Regions from separate parts of the Homo sapiens genome. Here all the other regions are linked to region 3. Evidence: chromatin loops called from intact Hi-C (ENCODE). Cell type or tissue: mammary epithelial cell. All regions are shown on one strand. Each heading gives the region's core, and the rest is flanking DNA. Links, peaks and the distances in the headings are about the cores only. Region 1 overlaps STK24 (serine/threonine kinase 24). Region 2 overlaps STK24 (serine/threonine kinase 24). Region 3 overlaps STK24 (serine/threonine kinase 24).

Evidence for each region. Peaks named below come from ENCODE experiments on the same cell type or tissue, not always from the same donor. Only the 100,000 strongest peaks of a DNase experiment are listed, where the experiment ranks them.
Region 1: a loop joins it to region 3, with 2.3 times the contacts of the local background. A loop is called at or near these places in 56 of 110 quality-filtered maps.
Region 2: it touches region 3 in a loop (2.6-fold over the local background); 77 of 110 quality-filtered maps call a loop at or near these places.

Annotation. Positions count from the first base shown.
Region 1 is chr13:98,462,721-98,470,193 of GRCh38, forward strand. It overlaps STK24 (serine/threonine kinase 24), which reads right to left. Exons shown (of 11, transcript NM_001032296.4): 6 at 3,656-3,841; 7 at 971-1,116. Among named protein-coding and RNA genes, the nearest start is that of FARP1-AS1, 31 kb to the left of the region's middle. RefSeq lists an enhancer at 997-1,498. In mammary epithelial cell, for the core only: a CTCF peak has its summit at 4,097; no DNase peak of the experiment used is centred there.
Region 2 is chr13:98,481,626-98,489,098 of GRCh38, forward strand. STK24 (serine/threonine kinase 24) reads right to left here. Exons shown (of 11, transcript NM_001032296.4): 3 at 640-696. Among named protein-coding and RNA genes, the nearest start is that of FARP1-AS1, 50 kb to the left of the region's middle. RefSeq lists enhancers at 832-1,021, 2,715-3,406, 2,843-3,012, 3,073-3,152, 3,553-3,632. In mammary epithelial cell, for the core only: a CTCF peak has its summit at 3,301 (motif pointing right); DNase peaks (open chromatin) are centred at 1,656, 2,936 and 3,436; H3K4me3 peaks cover 177 bases; H3K27ac peaks cover 2,694 bases.
Region 3 is chr13:98,567,788-98,575,260 of GRCh38, forward strand. All of the region lies in intron 1 of STK24 (serine/threonine kinase 24), which reads right to left. Among named protein-coding and RNA genes, the nearest start is that of STK24, 5.6 kb to the right of the region's middle. RefSeq lists enhancers at 94-595, 2,620-3,819, 3,447-3,496 and silencers at 4,348-4,642, 6,830-6,889. In mammary epithelial cell, for the core only: no CTCF peak of the experiment used is centred there; a DNase peak (open chromatin) is centred at 3,324; H3K4me3 peaks cover 520 bases; H3K27ac peaks cover 2,604 bases.

The DNA of each region.
Region 1 (7,473 bases), core at 1,710-6,709, 100 kb before region 3:
CGGTGCCACTTCACACTGGACGTCTCTCCTGGACAACTCAGACTCACACACGGTTCACCCCACACTCGGCTTCCCGCACCACACATCACAACACCTGGTGCCACGCTGCCCCAGCCTGGAACATTGGCTTCCCTCCTTCACCCAAATCCACCGCCGCGTCCTGGCTCTCCAAACCTCTCTCCAGTCTCTTTCTCTTGTCATCCCTGTTGCTACCCCAGCAATCTCCCAATGGCAGTACCTCAAGAACTTCCGGGGGCAGTGGTCTCAACCTTGGCTTTAAACTGGAATCACCTAGAGACCCTGAAAAACCACTTAGGGTCTCATCCCCGGAAATCCTCATTCAACTGGCCTGGCACATGGACCTGCACTGTGGGCCAACTTTAACTTCTGCCAAGGCATGCACGAGAACAGACGAGTCCCACGCTCGGACTTCCAGACACAAGTCTGCCCGACCACCTCCCCCAGCCCTCCCCACACAAATGGCTCCAGCCCCACTCCGCCTCTTAAGCCAAGGGAATTCCTAGATGCCAAACTTGACAGCAATTCTCAGTAAGCCACTCCTGGTACAGAAGCTTCTACCAGACACAATACAGAATCACAAACACATGCATTTCTGGCCTTTCAGACATCCATGTAAAGCAGTTTCACCTGATCAGGGTTTTACAAACAGGAAGTTTAATGGAAAACAGAACAGAACAGAACGAAACAAAACAGAATGAAACAGCCAGGTCCAGTTCCCCATGCACAGCTCTACCACAAGAGTTCACTCGCAGAAACTCCACCAGCAACGTCAAGAGGCTAAACAACTCCCAAACAGGCCCAGGCTGTGTCTAACACAACAATTGCCACCAACCTGGATTGTCTAAAAAAAAAAAAAAACTCAACAGAAAACGAAACCCACACCAAACAGTGACAAAGACCAGCGGATCCCTCCCACACACATGCTTGGGTCACTCAGGGGCCGACTTACGCGTCGGAATCCTCGGAGCTCGAGTCGTCATGGCTCTGCTCGGCCTTCCATCTCTTGTACCTGTCGATGAGCTCGGTCAAGTAGGAAGTTTTCTTTGCATTGCGTAGTATAAACTTGTGCTTCAATAACTCCTTAGCAGTGGGTCTCTGGAAAAACACACCCAACAATTAAAGTATGAGATGAAGTTCTTGGTCCTACCCCAAAGGACAGACTTCTGCCTCAAAATGTCAACCGCCACACTGACACCTGATGGCTGGACTCTCTACTCCACAGCGCTTCTCACTGCAACTCACCCAAAGACGAGTCGCTCAGGACCTACGCCTGGGCTCTGGGTGCTATGGTGGGCAGGGCACTGTCTTTCCAAGGATGTCCCTAATAAATACATTTTCACAGAAAACTCTGCACAGAGCTTCACAGGGATCATTTAAGAGAGCTTAAATGATCTGGTCGGGCGCAGTGGCTCACGCCTGTAATCCCAGCACTTTCGGAGGCCGAGGCGGGCAGATCACGAGGTCAGGAGATCGAGACCACCCTGGCTAACATGGTGAAACCCCGTCTTTACTAAAAATACAAAAAAATTTAGCCGGGCGTGGTGGTGGGCGCCTGTAGTCCCAGCTACTCAGGAGGCTGAGGCAGGAGAATGGCGTGAACCCAGGAGGCGGAGCTTGCAGGGAGCCGAGATCGCGCCACTGCACTCCAGCCTGGGCGACAGAGCAAGACTCTGTCTCAAAAAAAAGCTTATCTCCTAGTTTATAAAATACTTTATGACAAATGCTGACAAAATATATGTTCTGTGTTGTTTAACTTTTTTTTTTTTTTTTTTTTGAGACAGTTTTGCTCTTGTTGCCCAGGCTGGAGTGCAGTGGCACGATTTCGGCTCACTACAACCTCGCCTCCCCAGTTCAAACGATTCTCCTGCCTCAGCCTCCTGGGTAGCTGGGATTACAGGCCTGCACCACCACACCAGGCTAATTTTTTGTATTTTTAGTAGAAACGGGATTTCACCATGTTAGCCAGGCTGGTCTTGAACTCCTGACCTCAGGTGATGCACCTGCCTCGGCCTCCCAAAGTGCTGGGATTACAGATGTGAGCCACCATGCTGGGCTGCTTTGTTAACTTTCTGTATTAACGTTTGGCCACATCCAACCATATAATAGAAATGTCAATTTGGAATTATCTCAGAGAAACTGGAAAGGAGCCAGGAGATCCCCTTTTTCCTGTCTGCTGAAAGAGCAACTGGATGCGCTTCACCACCAACTTTCCCGGTTTAGAAGGGCTATTTCCCAGGTCCCTCCCTCCCTTCCCTTGTGATTGGGCTGAGGACTTCACCCATGCCCTGGGCTCAGCATGGCCACCGCAAGCAGCACCTGGTCAGCTGCCTGCCTTGAGGATGGCGATAGTGACAGGGAATGTGCTTCCCAAGGAAACCAGCATGGCCCAAATGGGAACAGACAGCAGGAACACCCAAACACCGAGTCGAACCAAGTTCCCACTCACTCCAAATTACAAAAGCTTGATTACAAGAGCCAAGCATGTTTTCAGATTCAAACTCATGAGAAACGTGGATCACCTCAAGTATTCTCCCTCCCTGTCCATCCAAGGGTGAAACCCCAACTACCCCGGAGGTGCTCATATTCTCGCCTCTCAGCCAGCTCCTCGGTAGCTGTGGGGTGGAGCTCTGTGTGCTGGGGCATAAGCCCATACAGGACACATGCTTTGTATGGGAAGACATGCCTGCACACATCTCCACTGGTGCTGGTGCATGATGGCTGCAAGAAACATCATCGTGTAATAAAATGCAGAGCATCGTGGCATGCAGGACAAGCCCCACCACCACCCGATGCTGATGTAGTCATCAAACACTGGTGTGGTGGTCTCAGCCTGCATCTCCTTAGACGTACTTAGAAAATGTTGCATTACCCATTTAATTCCTTTACCAGAACTGGCATATTAGGAAACCATGGTGCTCTTGTAAAAGTAACCACCCATTTTTACATAAGAGTTAAGAAAAGGGGGGCTCAGCTTAGCCTTCAGCTAACTCTGCTGGAAAACTCAGAAACAAAACAAGGACATATGGTGCTACCTCCAACACCAACACACACACACTACTTTCAAAGAAATGTCCTAATTCAGACAGAAAATGAGGCAAAGCCACACAGTCGTTACTGCTGTATGGCTCTGCCAGAGTCTATTAAACCTAAAAAGAGAAAGTAGGCAGGAAGGGGAGGGGAAGAAGCACAGAGGGTGGCTTGGTTATATTTTCTAATCTTTTGTTTCCTAACACATGCCACCTGGAAAGTGAAAACATTTACTTTAAAGACATATTTAGCCATTTGTTTCCAGCTAACCTTTGCCATTATTAAAAACAGTGTAACAGTTTATGGCCTGATCTTCTATAAATATTAAACATTTATGATTCCACATTTAATATTAAGGAGAATATTCTTCAGATTCAATGAAGTATGAGATGGCAGAAATCTAAAAGAAAATAAGGAGATTTTTAATACTTAAAAATTAAAATGTATTTGCAAACCAAAGAAGTCAATCATACTTACTTAGAAAAAGAAAAATGAATAATACCAGGAAGACAGCTGAAAAGAGTGATTAAAGCAATCCCAACAGGATGTATCTCAACCAAGTCAAGCCGCACATGAAGAGGTACGCTGTGATCCCTGGGAAACTTACAAAGCTCGGCTCCTTATTCAAACAGGCCTCCACAAACTCCTTGAGGGGTTTACTGTAGTTTCCTTCCAACGTCGGTGGGTTGTTCTTTGGAATGAGGAATAAAACTTTCATGGGGTGCAGCTCGGAATGAGGTGGTTCCCCTCTTGCAAGTTCAATAGCTGTTATGCCCAGGGACCAGATGTCTGCCTGCAACAAGAAAAGCATCTTTACAAACACCAAGCAGGAATCTATTCCAATACACAGTATTTAGGGGGAAAATGGTAACATGTCTCAATACTTCTGAGGTTTTGAAAAAGGTATTTTTAACTGATATTTAAAAACATAAGCCCTCGCTGTAATTTCAAAAGAGACAACAGGAGAAACTGTAATATGCCAAATGTTTTCTGCCTCTACATGGAGATGGCTTATCAATTCACTCCTACTACGCCTCCTGCTGGATGCATTCGGCATTCCCCGTGGAGTCCCGGGGGCCAGCAGGACCAGTAAGAGAGGTGAGCAGAGAGGAGGAGTCCGGAGTGGGTGTACGCTCGCGAGTCACCCCCTCCAGCAGTGCTTAGAACTTAGGGCACAGCTCTGAGGTCGAGAGTGGGCACCTTGGTCTCAAGATACCTGGGTTGAAATGCCAGTTCTACAGTCAAAGTCCTGTGACGTTAGATGAAAGAGCTAACCTCTGAGCCCTGTTTCTCTCATCTGTAGAATGGAGGTGGAAGAGGAGGAGGTGGCCATGTAAGGTGCCTTACCAGGGGCCCAGAACTTAAAAAAGTTTATTATGAAAATGTTCAAACATACAAAGAACTGAGAAATATTAATATAATGCATCCTCATCTACCTATTGCATGAATTTACTAATTAACATTTTGCCATACGAGCTTTGTCCATGTGTTCCCCGAGTATATTTTAAAATCAATCAGTCATCATGACATTTTCCCCCGAGTATTTCCGTGTGCCAATATACAGACTTTTTACTACCTATCAGTGCCTGAAATTAACACGAATTCCTTAATGTCATGTATAATTAAATGTTCTCAGCTGTTCAAAAACTGTCATTCCATGGTTGGTTTATCTGAATCAGGATCCAAAGTCCACGGGGTACAACTGACTGCCAGGTCGCTAAGGCTCTTTCAACCTACAACAGTCCTGTCCCCAGTCTCCCCAGGGACATCAACTTAAAGAAACAGGTCCCAAATTCGGGATTTGTCTGGTGGTTTCTTGCTGATGTCATTTACTGTGTCTCTCTAGTGTCTGCATTTTCTGCCGAATGTCCCAGAGGAGACATCTGCAGAAGCCGTGTGGCCCCACTAGGACATCTCAGGTCCAGCTGCCCCACCTCCTTCTGCCCAGCACAGGCCTGTGGCACAACCAAGCAGTTAGGCAAAGGAATGAATTCCTTGAATGTGTCATGTCAATGAGAAGAGCCAGGCCATCCTAAGAGGAACTTGACAGCTGATGAGACATTGACAGCATGTGACACCAATCCCCAAACAGGACAGAGGCCGACAATGAGGCAGGACATAGTCCTATATGGGCTGGCGAAAGACGAATGGGGACTGGGGTAGAGAACACGCCTGAGTCTGGTACAGCTTTCCTGCTGTTCTCACTGTGCACTGGAATCCATCATTATTCCAAGAACTTCAGTGAGAATCGAATACATCTCTCACACTCACTCTACAGCAAGGAAATGCATAGGCGGAAGCATCGTTGTGGCTGCAGGGTGCTTTAACTATCCAGAGGATACACTTACCATGTTCCTGCAGCCTTAGTGAGTACCAGAAATCCCTACTGGAAGCCCCCAAGCCCAGCAGTCCATGGGAATGATGCCTACGGCATATTCTATTTCCTTATTCTCAGTGAAGATGAAAAGCTGCCAGCAAGTCTTGTTCTAAATTCTTTCTACTAAATCTTGTACTGAAGGGGTCAGTCTAGAAGAGCTGACGTTGGAAGTAATACTATTTTCCTTCCCTCTACAACTTGGACTCTGCTTTATCTTGCATTGCATTATCTTAAAAATCAGCAGAAATGCAACTGATCCCAGTCTCTTGCCCCTAGGAGCAGGGAAGCAGGTGCATGGGAGCACAGGGTGGGCAAGCACCCAGAACTGTGGCAGCGACAGGAGGACAGGAGTGAGCAGGCACAAGGAGGGAGGACCGAGGAGGGGAGAGGCAAGAACAGAGGTGGCAATTGTGACTCTTGTGTGGCAGCGGTTCTCCACACCAACAGGTGGCTCTCAAGTTTGTGTGATTCCACATCTGTCTGCTTCCCCCAGGCCTCTCAGATTTCATTACAGCTACTGCTGTTTTCAAAGCATGCTGTCTCCTGGCCACACAGACCCAGAGCCTTCTCATTTGTAAGGGTACATAATAGTTATATGAATTTTTTCTGGTACAAGTATACAGTGTGTAACAATCAAATCCGGGTAGCTGGGATCCCCCTCACCTCAAACACGGCTCATTCCTTTGTGCTGGGATATTCCAAATCTTCTCTTCTGGCTATTTGAAACACAACAAATTATTAACTACGGTCACCCTATTGTGCTACTGAACATGATCTCTGACGGATGCACCTCCAGACCTCCAAGCACCTCTCAACCAGCTAAACACACTCGGTGACTGGCAGGCAGGCCCTGGCAGAAGCCGATCTCTGCTGAGAGTACGTCGGTGATGCGCTTGCCTTGATTTTACTCAGAGGCCCGAGGACTTGCTTTCAGGTTCAGGGACAGATAATAAGCAGGCGGCCGAACGCCTGCTTGCGAACGCCTGCTTCTGCACGCAGTGTGCACCACGGGAAGTTCACTGAGAAAACCCCTGCTGGCCCCATCTGAACGCAACCCACGTATCAGTCTCCTGGCTTCCAAGGAGGGCAGCCAGTACAGCACCATCAAGAACAAACATGGGGGCCAGGCGCGGTGGCTCACGCCTGTAATCCCACCACTTTGGGAGGCCGACGCAGGCAGATCACTTGAAGCCAGGAGTTCGAGACCAGCCCGGCCAACATGGCGAAACCCCATCTCTACTAAAAATACAAAAATCAGCCGGGCATGGTGGGCTGCACCTGTAGTTCCAGCTACTTGGGAGGCTGAGGCAGGAGAATCATTTGAACCTGGGAGGAAGAAGTTGCAGTGAGCGAGATCATAAGTCTGGGTGACAGAGCAAGACCCTGCATCCCCCCCCCCAAAAAAAAAAGGCGGCGGGGGGAGGACATCCTACTAGGTAGCCATGCCAGGGACACGAGGGTCACCCAGCTCCTTAGGATCCCCTCTTTGGACCCTCCTAAATCCAGCTGCAACCCAGGGTGTATGGTTCCTGGGCTCTCAGCACCCTGCGTCCCCTCTACCCCTCCTAACTTTGGATTAGTCTAAAGGGATCTCTTCTCCCCAGGACTTCTGTAGGGGGCTCCCAAGTGGTCTTCCTGCCTGCTGGCTCTCCCACCAGACATCTAACTATGAGTAATTTGGAATCCTGGACTGGCATGTGAATCAATGGCAAGCAATTTGGCATACAAATCGAAAGCCACAAAAATATCCAAACTTGTTAAAACCAATTACTTCGATTCCTAGGCATCTCTACTACATTTTAAATTTGGAAAATGGTATGGGCTGCCCAAAATATTCAACAGCAGCATTACTTATGTTCAACCTCAGAAGAATGATTAAGTTGCTATGGCACATTAACTTAATGAAGTAGGATGTACTCAACAATGTGTTGATAGGGAAACTCATAAATATAATTGAGTTTGTCTATTACTGCTTCTAGGAAAAATGACAGCAGATCAAGAACTTGTGTCTGAGGTTTTTTTGTGTCTTTTGGCAGGGAGGGGACTCA
Region 2 (7,473 bases), core at 1,256-6,255, 86 kb before region 3:
TAGAACCTGTTTCAGAAAATAAGCTACCCAGCTGTTCTCAGTTGAGATAATTCCAGGCATGATCCTTCCTTGCTTCCTTCTATGAATACATTTATTGGTTTCCCATGAAACAAAACAGCTGGTTTCAAAAGCAGACAGACAGGCATGAGCCACCGCACCTGGCCTATAATCCCAGCACTTTGGGAGGCTGAGAGCGGGGATCACTCGAGGTCAGGAGTTTGAGACCAGCTTGGCCAACATGGCAAAACCCTATTTCTACCCAAAAACAACAACAACAACAACAACCACAAAATTGGCCAGGTGTGGTGGCATGCACCTGTAGTCCCAGTTACTTGGAAGGCTGAGGCACAAAAATCGCTTGTACCCAGGAAGTAGAGGTAGCAGTGAGCTGAGATTGCGCCACTGCACTTCAGCCTGGGTAACAGGGCAAGACTCTATCTCAAAAAAAAAAAAAAAGGTAAACCAATAATTTTTAGTGATATATAAGAAGCAAAAAAACACGTAAGGAATAGTTTGGTTCCTTTTTTAATGCAACTTGAAAGAAAGAAAAAGAAATGGATACATGCAATGGATTCTTTAAAACCCAGGTTTCCTGAGAAAAAGCTTTGATACGTATTCTGCATCCAACATAATACTTACTAGATCTAGTGCGGAGCCTCCACCAAGATATTCCATTATTATCCATAATTTTGTATCCTATAAAACAAAAAAAAGAAGAGAATCATTTTCAAAATGAATCCAGGAAAATTTTTTTTAATAATCAAAGGGTATTTTTCACAATTATATTGGAACTAGAAAGTTTTACAAACATGTACCAGCACGGGAAGTGTGTCAAAGTGAGAGCTGTGCAGGGACCTCCAGAGTGCAGGGACACCCCCATCATGCTCTGGGAGGGAGCTGTGGGGTGTGCTCGGGGGCCCGCACCTGACTCCCCAGGGCTCCAGGGCATGCGTTCCACCGACTGCCCCAGGATCTCAGAAAGCAGACTGGGTGTTTCCATTTTTAGGCCACTTCACTGGGGGATCCTCAGGCACAGTGAGAGCTGAGAACTTGCAGCCACTTGAGGCAGTGGTGTCACACACATCGGGAGAGCAGTGCCAAGGCAAGACCCTCTCCTCTTCCTCCCTCCTGCAGCACTGAGCCTCCCCTGCGCCCCCCACCCCCTACCGTGTGTCTCCAGGTCCCTGTGAGTGGAGGGGCCGCCTAGCGTGGCCTCCGACTCACTTGCCTGTTTGGCAGAAGGGCAGCCAATTCTAGCACCTCCCAAAGCTGCCACAGTCTCCCCTCAGGGAGCTTTCCAGAAAAGCAGGTCTGTCCTAACATGCATGTCTGTGTCCTCTCAAGGCCCCGGCTCTCACAGTCCCCAGCTCTGCGCCTGCCTTCCCTGTGGTCTCTCTTCAAGCTACTCAGCCCTCATGACTTGCAGAGTTCTCTTTTTAAAACCACAAATCCCAAAGTGCTACTCCCTGGAAAACAAGCCCGCAAACCTGTCCGCCCTCCTTGGGGAGCCAGGCAGTGCAGGGCACGGGGCAGCCTGGGCAGGGTCTGGATCCCGACTCCCACTTCACGACCTAGGGGCCCGGGCAGCTGTCTCCTGAGCTTCTGCACGAGGCCTTGGCCAAGAGCCTGGCCACGGCGAGCAGCCAAGAACCCATGGCTGGCACGGGACGCCACCGCCAGAGTTTGGGTTCACAGTGGGTTCACGGGGTTCAGACGTCAGCCTGCTCCGCTGCTGACTCAGGACTCGGTGGTGGCTTTTGCACACATGGAGGAAAAAAAAAGAAGAAACCTTTTTTAAGGCTCTTTGGTCCCTTTGGGAGAGCACTGAGTCCGGCTCTTAGAACACCCAAGGAAGACCCCTCAGTTCGCCCCTGACTCCAGGTCTCACTGCGCTGACTCCAAGTGAGCTCACCCTTTGAGAACACGCCCCAACTTCCCAGGCCTTTTTGCTTTTGGAGGTTCCGCAAGTCAGGAAAATGCTTCACTTGTCTTCCCTCCCCACGCCCTGGGCAAACTTTACTTTTATTATCTATTGCTCTGATTTTCATTTCAGGTTTACTTCTCTGCATTTTCCACTTAACAGCAAACTCAAGTGCTCAGGGACAGCGCTGGTGTGCTCGAGCTCAGTAAATGTTAACTGTGGACCCTGTGACCAAGGAAGAGTAACTCGTGTTGACTCTAGGGAGGCGCTAACGGTAAGATGCACTGCATTTATAAAATACATTCCTCTCACAATTCAAACTAAATCCTGCCATCTGGAGTTGATTCTAAGACAGTCCAAATAAACAGCCCAAGTTTTAATGTATGTTGAATGCTTTTCAAGCGTTTAAATGCCCTTGACTGCTAAGATAATAAAGACAACTTCAGTCTTGACCGGACAAGTGCGGAAACCTCGAATGATGTGTCTGACACCCAACTCAGAGGGACAGGCATGTCGCTCATTCAATAACCATCCAGTCACGGGCACCTGCCTTGAGGAGGCTTGGTGATCCCAGGTTCTGATTTCAGGGAAGCTTCCATCATCAAGAGTGTCCTTCAGCACACCTTCATCTCACACACACGCTCGCCTGCAGGCTTCCACAATGCTTGCTCCTGGGGAATGGGTATGCCACAGTAAGCTCTTCCAGGAAAACACCAGTATCTTTCTAGATGGCAAAGGAAATCTAAATCGCTTTTCCCTAAGAGAGCTGGGAACTCTGACGTTTCTACTCCCACTCCCTTTTTAACAGCTGCTGTTTAACTGGTTTCACTGGCTCCCATCCCTTCTATTTTCTGGGCATTAAGTCTGCTCACAGCAAGGGGAGCTCCCAGCAGGGAGGTAATCTCCCCGCCTCTTCTCCCACTGTAGCCAGCTGTGCAATATGACACCCTGGGAAACAATCTTTTGCTGACTTAGGGGACTGAGGGTCACCAGGCAGCTTCCTGGAGCAGCAAGGCACAAGTGACCACCCCCTCGTCCTTCTGCACTTCCAAAGCTCCGCCCTCCTCAGTTCGCTGCTCTCTCAATCTGACCACGAAGGTACGTCACCACTTGCCAAGCAAACAAGATAAGTTTCACCTGGCTACCTTCTCCTTTTAAGGAGCCCTAGCAAGACACCTCAACCAAGTTTTCTGTGTCGCCCTGATCCTTCTGGGGACGTGCAAGCAACAACAGAACATCCAGAGCTCTCTACCCAGAGCAAACCCCGCCTCAGGACCAAGGCCGCCTCCTTCCTGGAGAGGAAGATGGAGAAATAACACAGCCTTCCCGCTTCCCTCCAACTCATTCCTGGTAGCAGACGCGCTGGGTGGCAAGGCTACCCAGACACAAGGCTCACCAGAGGGCACTCAGGAAACCAGCTCAAGTCCTTATTGAGGTCACTGCGTCTCAAATACCCGGGCTGGGCCTGTGACTCACACACCAGCACCAACAACCAGGGGGTGGGATATTGCATCAGGAAAAGCTCCACTCTGGGTGGAACCTGCTTTTCAACCTCATTGGGTGTGTCACCGCCCAGTGGGTTCACCTTGCCCGCTGCCTAGACAGAGCCGACTCATCAAGACAGGGGAACTGCAGTTGAGAAAGAGTAATTCACGCAGAGCCAGCTGTGCAGGAGACCAGAGTTTTATTATTACTGAAATCAGTCTCTCCGAGCATTCGGGGAGAATTTTTAAGGATAAGCTGGTGGGGTAGGGGAAGCCAGTGAGCCAGAAGTGCTGATTGGTAAGAGATGAAATCACGGGGAATCAAAGCTGTCTTCTTGTGCTCAGTCAGTTCCTGGGTGGGGGCCACAAGATCAGATGAACCAGTTTATTGATCTGAGTGGGGCCAGCTGATCCATCAAGTGCAGGGCCTGCAAAATATCTCAGGCACTGATCTTAGGAGCAGTTTAGAGAGGCTCAGAATCTTGTAGCCCCAAGCTGCCTGACTCCTAAGCCATAATTTCTAATCTTGTGGCTAATGTTAGTCCTACAAAAGCAATCTAGTCCCCAGGCAAGAAGGAGGTCTGCTTTGGCAAAGGGCTGTTACCGCCTTTGTTTAAACTGTAAGTTTCTCCCAAAGTTAAGTCAGCCTGTGCCCAGGAATGAACAAGGACAGCTTGGAGGTTAGAAAGATGGAGTCAGTTAAGTTCGATCTCTTTAGTCTCAGTCATCATTTTGCGAAGGCGGTTTCAGGTTTGCAAGCATTCCAGCCGCTGAAGGTCGGCCCGGGGGACCGGATGGAGCCCGCTAGACACAGGCAGCAGCTGCACCACCGCCTGGCACTTCTGGGGCTCTCTTCCTGTGCTCTATGCACCAGCCATTAATGGAGGAGGACCCTAACACCCAACGCCAGCCACTAAGACAGCAGCTTTCCCCTCCTTCCCACAGAAATGGGAGGAAGCGGAAGAGGAGCAGGGACAGGAACACATGGACTCGGGGAGGGGAACATCACACACTGGGGCCTGTCGGAGGGTGGTGGGCTAGGGGAGGGACAGCATTAGGAGAAATACCCAATGTAGATGACGGTTTGATGGGTGCGGCAAACCACCATGGCACATCTATACCTATGTAATAAACCTGCACGTTCTGCACATGTACCCCAGAACTTAAAAGTATTAAAAAAAAAAAAAAGAAAGAAAAAGGGGACAGAGTGAAGGCCGGGTCTCAGTCTTCTGGTGCCCATACATGTGGGCCGCACTCGCGCCACACCCCTGCAGCACTGCACTGGGAAGGTAGGACAACAGACAGTCAACATGGGCGCCAGAAGAGGGCCCTGAAATGTGCCTCCAATGAGATCCCAAAGAATCGTTTCTACCACTACCAATCCTAAGGAAGAAACCTTCAAAGGTGAACACACGGATAAGCTTGGGAAAGCAAGAGACAAGCTTTGGGGGCTGCAGGCAAGGCTCTCCTTCACAGCCACACCAGGGATCCTCCACCCCAGCACTGACTTTTGGAGCTGCTCAGCTCTGCTGCAGGCCTCCCCCATGCACTGCAGGGTGTTCAGCAGCACCCCTGGCTCTGTCCACTAGATGCCGGTGACACACCCCAGGTTCTGATAACTGAAAATGTCTCCAAACATCGTCAGTGTCCCCCAGAGGGCAAAATCACCCAACAGAGAACCGCTGAACTACACCCACGATGGACGCTGACAAATCTGACATGGTTCCTGACCAGAAGCACCGTTCAGCCATTCTTCCTCGTCTTGGCTTACACACTGAAACTCCTGCAGCAGGAAGACCAGCTCTTACCAGGAGACATCAGGCAAGTCATTTAAACCCTCTAAATTCTTCATCCACAACAAGATGGGAATCAGATCGGTGCTTCCAACCTCACAGTTCCAAGTGACAATTAAATGAGATCATGAGTGGGAAAGCACTTGGCAAAATTCATGGTGCTCAACAGATGCAAAGTGCTATCAGCTTTATCAACATCATCACCCAGAAATGCCTCTGAATAACCTGGTAAAACCAAAAGGGCCCAATTAACAATTCTAAGTAGTTTCTAAGCAAAATGAAGCCTGGTACAATGATTCACGTATTCTGCACCAGAGGCCTCATGGCAGGAGCGTCTGAGTGGCAGCCTGTTCTCCGGGAAGGACCCAGCTCTGTCCTGCAGATGTGGAACCACTGTCCTCATAAAACCTTCCAAACCATGACTTCTGAGGCACTCATTCCCCAAGAAAAATAAACCAGCAGGCTTCTCAACACAATGATGACTTTAATCGAAATAATTTCATGTTTTTTCAACAACCTCAAATAACCTAAGTTATGAATGACCTCGTGATACAATTTTCTCATCAGGGAAATAAAAGTATTCATTTAATTAATAAATTCTGGAGTGAAAATTTAAAAGGTGCCAAAGTATATACAGTGAGAAGTCTCCCTCCCACCCTGGGCCCCCATTACCCAGCAAACCAACCGTCCCTGCCCCAGCAAGTCATCACGACATCTAATGTAACCTCAGAGAAAAATAGTTATGCACATACGAGCAAATACCTACAAAACTTTACCCCCCTTTTACCCAAACGGTGGCATTCTACACACACTGTTGTTTACCTTGCTTTTTACCTAAAGTTTCTTAAAGAGCAGTCCATATGTAAAGGACTTCCTCATTTTTTTAACCATAATTAGCCCATGCCTTATTGAGCTCACATTGTTTCCATTTTTCGCTCTGACGGCCCAGGTGTCAAGGAAGAGCTGTACATTTGTCAGTTTTGCTGGGTCCTGGAAGCAGACCTGCTGGGTGAAGGGACTCCATCTGAATTTTTAACAGATACTGACAAGTGACCCTCCAAAGAGGCTGTCCCATATATGGCCTCAGCAGTGTCTGAGGGTGCTAATTTCCCCCTTTCCCATGCCACAGTGTCATCAAGTTTTATTTTATTATTATTTTTTGGTCATTTTTATGGACTGAATTGTGCTTCCCTCTCCCACACACCCACGATTCACATGTTGGAGTCCCAATTCCCAACACTGCAGAATGTGACTCTTTAAAGAGGTGACTGAGTTGCAATGAGCTCATTAGGGTGGGCCCTGATCCAATACGGCTGGTGTCATAAAAAGAGATGAAGACACACACACACACACACACACACACACACACACACACACACACACGGGAAGACCACATGAGCACACAGGGAGAAGACGGTCATCCACAAGCCAAGGGGAGAGGCCTCCCAAGAAACCACCCTACCAACATCTTTCCAGGTTTATTAGCAAACGAATTCCTGCTGAAGGCTCCCAGTCTGCGCTACTTCGTTCTGGCAGCCCCAGCAAATTAAGCCAGTTATTCATTCATACACAAAGGATGCTTCAGGGGAGTTTTATTTATCTTTCTCCTATTGTAAGGCTGAACATCTTTATATATTGAAGAGTCATGCATATTTTCTTTCCTGTGAGCTGTGTATATCCTTTGTCCATTTTTCTATTGGGTTACTGACCTTTTTTTTAAAGTAGGAGTTTTTAACATATTGGGAAAGTTCGCCTTCTGTAATAGGAGCTGCAAACACTAGCTTTTGCTTCTGGTAATTTTTGCTTACAGAAATTAATTTAATATAGACATACTATCAATAACCATAGCACTTCCAGGCAAACTTGCCCCAAAGTATTTGGAAGTGCCTCCTAAGAACCCGGAATCATTGACCGGAACCAGGGCCCCCACATTAACAACTCTCACAGGAGCTTGGCAGAGGTCACACGAACCCACCAAGGTTAAAAAAAAAGACAAACGAGAAAGGGCAGATGCTACACAGCTAACAGTGAAGATTTTAAAACAGGAATTCGAAACTGCAACTCTGCTCTGCACCTGAAATGCCCTTGGCAGCCTCCACATTTCACCAGCTGTAACCAAAGGCCAAGACCAAGAGGTATAAACAATGCAGCGGGCTTTATTAAAATCACACGGGGTCACAGACTTCCTTAAGAGCGTGAGTTTTTGTAAAAGGTACCTTTCCGCGCAGATGACGCATGTGGCCTCAAAGCCTTAAGGCCTGGTTTGCATCCAGGC
Region 3 (7,473 bases), core at 625-5,624:
TAGAGGGGTCACACAGACAGCAGCATCTAATTGGGTCAATCCTGAAATCCCACTAAAATCATAAATCTAAAAACCACCACATACCTGAAACAGAGAGAAGACAACTGCAATGAAATCTCAGAAGCTGGAAAGTAGGTAGTGGTTTAAAAAAAAAAAGGGGGGGGGTGGGGAGTAGAGGAAGACAACGCTAAACCGGAGGTGCAGAAAACAGAGAACTTTTTTTTTTTTTGGAGGCACAGTCTCGCTCTGTCGCCCAGGCTGGAGTGCAATGGCGCGATCTCGGCTCCCTGCAACTTCCGTCTCCTGGGTTCAAGCAATTCTGCCTCAGCCTGCCAAGTAGCTGGGATTACAGGCGTGTATCATCACGCCTGGCTAATTTTTGTGTTTTTGGTAGAGAAGGGGTTTCACCATGTTGGTCAGGCTGGTCTCGAAATCCTGACCTCAAATGATCCACCCGCTTCGGCCTCCCAAAGTGCTGAGATTACAGGCATGAGCCATCGCGCCGGGCCAGCAGAGAACTAACTTAACTCACAGTGCTGGACCCCCGGCTCTCAGGAACTGACGGCACCAGTCCCTCTGCCGGGGGAATGAGTGAACCAGGCAGAGCCTCAAAGTCAGCCACAGAAGTGGGTAGACAGCCAGACAGCTTGCCCCACATCTCACAGCCAGGCTCCCAAAGTCAAGGAAATGATGAAAATATATTATCTGCAAAGGAAGGAAAAATTGAGGATATATGGACCAGGCTGCAGCAGACACAGCCGGAAGCAGAGGCAGCATACTTAAAAATGGGGAATGAAGGCCGGGGATGGTGGCTCACACCTGTAATCCCACCACTTTGGGAGGCCGAGGCATGTGGATCACCTGAGGTCAGGAGTTCGAGACCTGCCTGCTCCACATGGTGAAACCTCATCTCTACTAAAAAATACAAAAATTAGCCAGGCATGGTGGTGGGCGCCTGTAATCCCAGCTACTCGGGAGGCTGAGGCAGGAGAATCACTGGAACCTGGGGGGGCAGATGTTGCAGTGAATGAAGATCACGCCATTGCACTCCAGCCTGGGTGACAGAGCGAGACTCCATCTCGAAAAACAAAAAAGATAAAAGAATATTTGAGGGCCGATGCAGAAGGTTCACCATCCAAGTAATAAAGTTTCAGAAAGAAAGAACACAGAAAATGGAAGGGGGGAGGGGAATCAAAGAAAAAAGTCAATGAAAAGATCTGAGTCGCTTCACAGAAAAGGCCTAACCAAGTATCTGTCACGAGAAACGAAAACAGCCCCACTCCAAGCCACATCATTGTGAAACTTCAGAACTCAAGGAAAAAGTTCAGATCCCATTAGGTCCAGGAAGAACAGCACAGCCTGCACACACAGAAGCCGGTGCTGGCAGGGCCTCCATCTTCAACAGCAACACTGGAAGCTAAAACACAGTGGAGAAACACCTTTAAAATTCTGGAGGAAATGAATGTCCACCCTGCAATTTTACACCATGCTAAAATATCAACTGAGGGAGAAGAAAAAAAATTTTTGAAAAGCCTGTCTCCCACGCTGCCTATTCACAGAAAATGGCGCACTATATGCCCAACCAACATCATGGCATAAACCAAGAAAGAAAATGACAGCAGAGACAAAAAAAAAAAAACAAAAAAAAACAAAACAGATATTCAACACAAGAGAGCAGCAGAAGGAACCCAGAGGATGAGAGCAAAGGAAGACCAGAGGATGGGGGTGGCACAAGAAGCATAGAAGATACGCAGGTGACGAAAGGCACAGGTGCCACCCGAACTTCCTAAGACAAGGTTGCAACAACTACAGAGTGCTGGGATGAATGAGAAGCATTACCAAAAGAAAAGAAATCTGATCAGTAACTATGGTTGAGTAATAATGGCTGGGCTGCAGATCCGTCTGCAGTCCATTAATGTACACACCGCATTCTGACCTCACTGACATTACAACATCTCTCTGCTGGGGGAGAGCGGGGAGCCCATGTGAGGAAAAGAGGCAAGCGGAAGAGAAGTAAATCCTCATCCGCAGGGTCCAAAGTCTATAGACAATGCCTGAAACCAGGAAAAAAAAAAAAACACAGGCAGAAATTTTTTTTTTTTTTTTTGAGATGGAGTTTCACTCTGTCACCTAGGCTGGAGTGCAGTGGCACCATCTCAGCTCACTGCAACCTCCGCCTCCCAGGTTCAAAGAATTCTCCTGCCTCAGCCTCCCAAGTAGCTGGGAATACATGCGCCCACCACCACGCCCAGCTGTTTTTTTTGTATTTTTAGTAGAGACAGAGTTTCACCATGTTGGCCAGGCTGGTCTTGAACTCCTGACTTCAAGTGATCCACCTGCCTCAGCCTCCCAACGTGCTGGGATTACAGGCGTGAGCCACCGCCCCCGGTCAATTTTTTAATGTTCCTCATAAACTAAGGAGTAACAAAAACAAAAATCAACCAGGAGAGATCAAAGGGGCTGCCCTCGGGGAATAAGAAATGGCGGGAGGTGGAAGCAGCTGCTATCTTTCCCAACCAACCTTACAAAACTACCCATTAGACATTTCTAAATAGAAACTAAACAAAATCCTAAGTAATTACAAATAAAACAAAGGATGTGGACCTGTAACAGTTCTTTCAAACCTTACGGCCTAAAATTCTCTTAAAAAACAGGAAGAGACTTAAAATAATAGGAAGATAAACCCCAGCTACGTACTTGGTAAGCATTAATTTAAAACTTGAAATGTTCCCACAATGTATTCAGATACCAACAGAGCGCAGAACAGAAAAGGTTTCTTTTGCTGACGAAGAACCCTCAAGAAACACAATGGAAGGTCTCTAGAGTCAACAATGTTGTTCCCTGGGTGCGCATAAAGTGACTGGTAACCACCAATTTGGGATGTTTCACAGTTTGTACCAAGCAAAGGCATATCTCAGTTTATTTCCCCTAATTTAAACCTTGCAAACCAGGGAGCCATTTAGGATTAAGAAACTCCATAGTCACCCTCAGGAGGCAGGTTATTTTTCCCAAAGCATTTGGCACTTATATTTTTTATAATTTCCACTGCAAAAACATGAATTATGGGAAATGACTGCTACAAACTACTCCGACGACAGTGGCTGATTCTACGCGATGAGACATGGATAATAGAGTGCAACTTCTATTTCCTGCACTCACACCACCCACAAGATTCCATTAATGATAATCAGCTGAGCTAAGGCATTAAAAGGCACAGAAAGGTGGCTTGGGTGTGGTCCACTTCCTGCAGGTAAGGAGCTTCCACAAGGGCAGCTCTGAATCATCGGGAGTAATCGCCCAAATAAAGAGCTAAGGGGCCCGTTTCTCAGGAGACCATCGGACGCCTGGACTGCGGCTTTAGAGTGTGTGTAACCGCACAAGCACAGCAGAAAGTAGCAGTGACCATCGACAGGCTCCTCCCTTCAGTAACTGCTCACCCTGCATCTTGCACCAGGGTCCTGGAAAAATACTGAACTGAAAATGAAACTCAACCTGCACCACATTAGGCAGCTCAGCTCTACGCATCAGACCGTAGCTCCAAGAAGAGCATCAAAGTCAGAAAGAGGGTGGGAAAGCAATGATGCCAGCCGCCACCTGCCCATAACTGCTCAGCACAGTTAGCAAGCTAGAAAATCTCATCTGACCAATTCCTACTTGAAGGTCACTTGCTTTTATGTGACATGCTATCAAGAATACTCCCAGATCTGAGACTGGACTCCTCCAAAAGTTTGGGTTTTTCTAATTTAAAAAAACCTTGTGACCATCCTCCCCCTCAAAAAAGAACACTTTCAAGCAAAACAAATTCTTACCATTGTTACATTTTGGAACACGGAGTATTCAAAATAGGTTTTTTGTTTTTTTGACACTTACATAGGCAACTAACTAACAAAACAGTAACTAACAGTAACTGAGTACTTATTACTCTTTAGCACTGATCAGCAAAAAGGATCATAAAGCAAGAGGAGTAATGAGATACTATAAAATGTTCACTGAGAGTTCAAGCCACGAAGCTGAGTGAATGCTAAAAAAATCCACTTAGGCTGTCCTACTGACACCTGGGCTCCCCACTCGCATCCCTGGGCTTCCTCTTCCCTGAAGTGCTGCAATGCCTTCTAAAGGGGCACCCAGCACTCCCCACACCTGAGAAAGCAGGAGCCCCAAAGAACAGGAGATCATCTGCTCAAAAATGTGCCATACTTCCGGCTGTCTACAGATGCAAGGCCTCCCCCAGGCCCACAGGCACCCCACTGCCTCTTCAGCTCCAGGACCGATCTAGATCTAGCCCACCAGAAGCTGTGTCACCGCTTTCCAACCATGTGCCTTTGCTCACTGTGTCCTCAGTCACTGCAACCTTCTTAGAGCACATGCCCCAAAGCAGGCAGCCGACCTCTTGAGGACAGGATGGACTGAGGCTCTGAACTCTGCCTCCAACGACTCCGGGCACTATACTCTGCAGGCTCCCCTGTGCAGTCCAATGCTGTCAGTCACCAGAGCACACTCCACAGTTCAGCAAGTCCCCAAGGTGCTCTCCGAACCCACGTCTCGGATGTCCTGACTGTCCACACCCAGTGACACACCAACCTTCCCCCAGGGTGCAGATGGTAACAGGGTAACTGGGCAGGCACCTCCCAAGGAAGGAACGGAAAAGAACCCGTGGAAATGTGACACTAACAAGAAAAAAAAGTACAAGAGCACTTAAGCCACAATTAAATGCAGCTGTCCTGTGTTTGCCTTCATTTCCCAGACTCCCAGAGTGCACAGGCTTCCCTAGGGTGGAGCAGAGCACTTGAGAAAAGCTCCCCATGTTCCCAGACTGGCCATTAGACACCAGTCTCACTATCCTGATGCAAGGGGCATTCTCAGCAAAGGTCTATTTATCCAAGCAGCAAGAAAAACAGAAGGGGAACGAGGGGGACAGGATGATGTTAACAAGACAAACTTCAGGTTTTTAAGCTATTCCTCTAAATTATCTGTATTTTCAAATATGAAACTATGTTAAACTTACAACTTCAAAACATGGTAAATTAACCAGGCCCTGCAATATGCAATACATGTGACGTATATAATTCAGTATTTTTCAAACTGTGGGTCAGGAATCAGTGGGCTGTGAAATCAATCTAGTGTTGCAACCAGCTCCTTTTTTAAATATACCACAACAGCACATCACAAGCACAGGCTGAGCATCCCTGATCCAAAATGCTCCAAAATATGAAACTTTTCAGCGCCAACATGACACTCAAAGGAAATGCTCATTGGGAGCACTTCTGATTTCGGATGTTCAACAAGCATATAATGCAAATATTCCAAAATTCGAAACACTTGTGGTCCCAAGCATTTTGGATGAGGGATACTCAACCCGTAGTAAGGATTAGTACGGTCTCCTGAAACTTGTTTTTGATCCTGATGTAAAATATATTTCTTACATGGGTCACGGTTCAGAAAAGTTGAAAAGTGACTGATAAAATTTTGTAACAGAAATGTGCAAACCAAAATCTCATTTTTAAATCACATTTCTGCAAACTCAAAGCCGATTGGTGTTCCTGCCTCCATCTGAAGCTTTTCTTTTAATCTCAATTGAGTGAAACAACAAATGCTCAATGAAAGACGGAGTACTTATAGCCACAGATCAGCCTGATTTCTTTATGTTTATTCGTCACTATATTCATTCAGTTTCTGATGTCTATTTTTTTCCCCTACTGAAATATAAAACTGGGGTTTAAGAGAAAAAAAGCAAAGGCTTCAGCAACTTTCATTAAACATTTACTTTAAATGGTAACCTCATTCAGATCTACCACTTTCAACCCCTCCCCTAGGACCTGGCACATGAAAGTTCAATAAGGGTTGCTGATTGAATAAATTAAAAAATCAGCCTCCTATTTCTAATTTCTTTAGCCAATCTAACTAGCAATGAGATAAACTTTAATGTTTGCAAAAGTAACCATAAAACAGTAACACTGCATGATGAGTGGGAGTAGGAGGAGTAGTAGTTTCCAATCACAAATTTGCCACATAATATATGATCTCACCTTGGTCAGTTAAGTCTTCCTTGGTCTCCACATCTACAAAATGGTATAATATCATCTACATCTCAAACGGTACCGGTAAGAATCAAGAGGCATAAAAATGATTTGCAAAACATTGAAAAATGGTGTTTATACTAACATGGTTGTTATTTTTCAAGCATCCTTGCCTAGGCCACCTGAATTCACTCTGCTTTATTTTTTTATTTTATTTTTTTTTTTGAGACGGAGTCTGCCTCTGTCGCCCAGGCTGGGGTGCAACGGCACAATCTCAGCTCAACGCAACCTCCGCCTCCCGGGTTCAAGTGATTCTCCTGCCTCAGCCTCCCGAGTAGCTGGGATTACAGGCGTGTGCCACCACGCCCAGCTAATTTTTTGGATTTTTAGTAGAAACAGGGTTTCACCATGTTAGCCAGGATGGTCTCGATCTCCTGACCTCATGATCCGCCCACTTCGGCCTCTCAAACTGCTGAGATTACAGACTCTGCTGTCTTTCTAAGCCAACTCCTTATAAGCCCTGGTCAGGAGACAAGAAAAAGGGAGGGCTATGAGGCCTATCAGAGCAAGCCATAGAAGAGATACGGACTTCTCTCCTCCCATTTAGCAGACAACAGTCGAAAGCAGGTGTGTTTTTAATTGAATCTTCAGCAACAACTCTTAGGGAAGCCTCCCAGGGCAGTAGCAACTGCTAATTTGAAGTAGAAAATAAATGTGCTGTTGTTTTTCTTTTGTGGGGTGGGGGAGGAGAAAAGAATGTTCTTCCCCAAATGATACACTGTTACCATACAGTCTGTAGATGTACTTAGGTACAGGAATGACTGGCAGAAGCCAACTTACCTACCTCTAAAACTGTAAAACTGTAACAGCTGAAAATCTGATCATCTTTTCCACTGAGAAACACTTAAGATCTTTCATACTGAGAAAACAAAATAAAAACAGTTCCCATGTAACACAACCTAACAGATACATAATAGTTGAGAGGCAAAGTTATTAAGGAAATGTATCTTCTTTTCCCAAGGTTTAAGAATTCTGACCCACTCAAAAAAAAAAGTGAGGATAAAAATGAAAAGGTGAGATACTAGATATCACCTGGTAACCATCTGATACTGACTTCACGGCACCAGCCAAAGGGGCTTTAGTACCTTTTCAAACTGATTCGCTATCCACAAAGGCCAATTAACCTAGTAAGTGAGGCATTTGTGCTAGATTCCAACCTGATGAACACGGTATAAATATCAACCTAAAGGAAATATTGATAAAACTTTTTTTTTAAATCATTACAAGAGTCCTTTCTTGCTCGACTAGTAAGAAATTACTTTTTTCACCCAGTTCACTCTGACCTACACACCTCTAAATTCATACCAAAGCGGCTTTAGAAAATACCAAGAAACCACATCTGATTGTTACCCAGCAGTCAGCAGAAGTTTAGGTTTTGAATGCATGCTAAATTCAA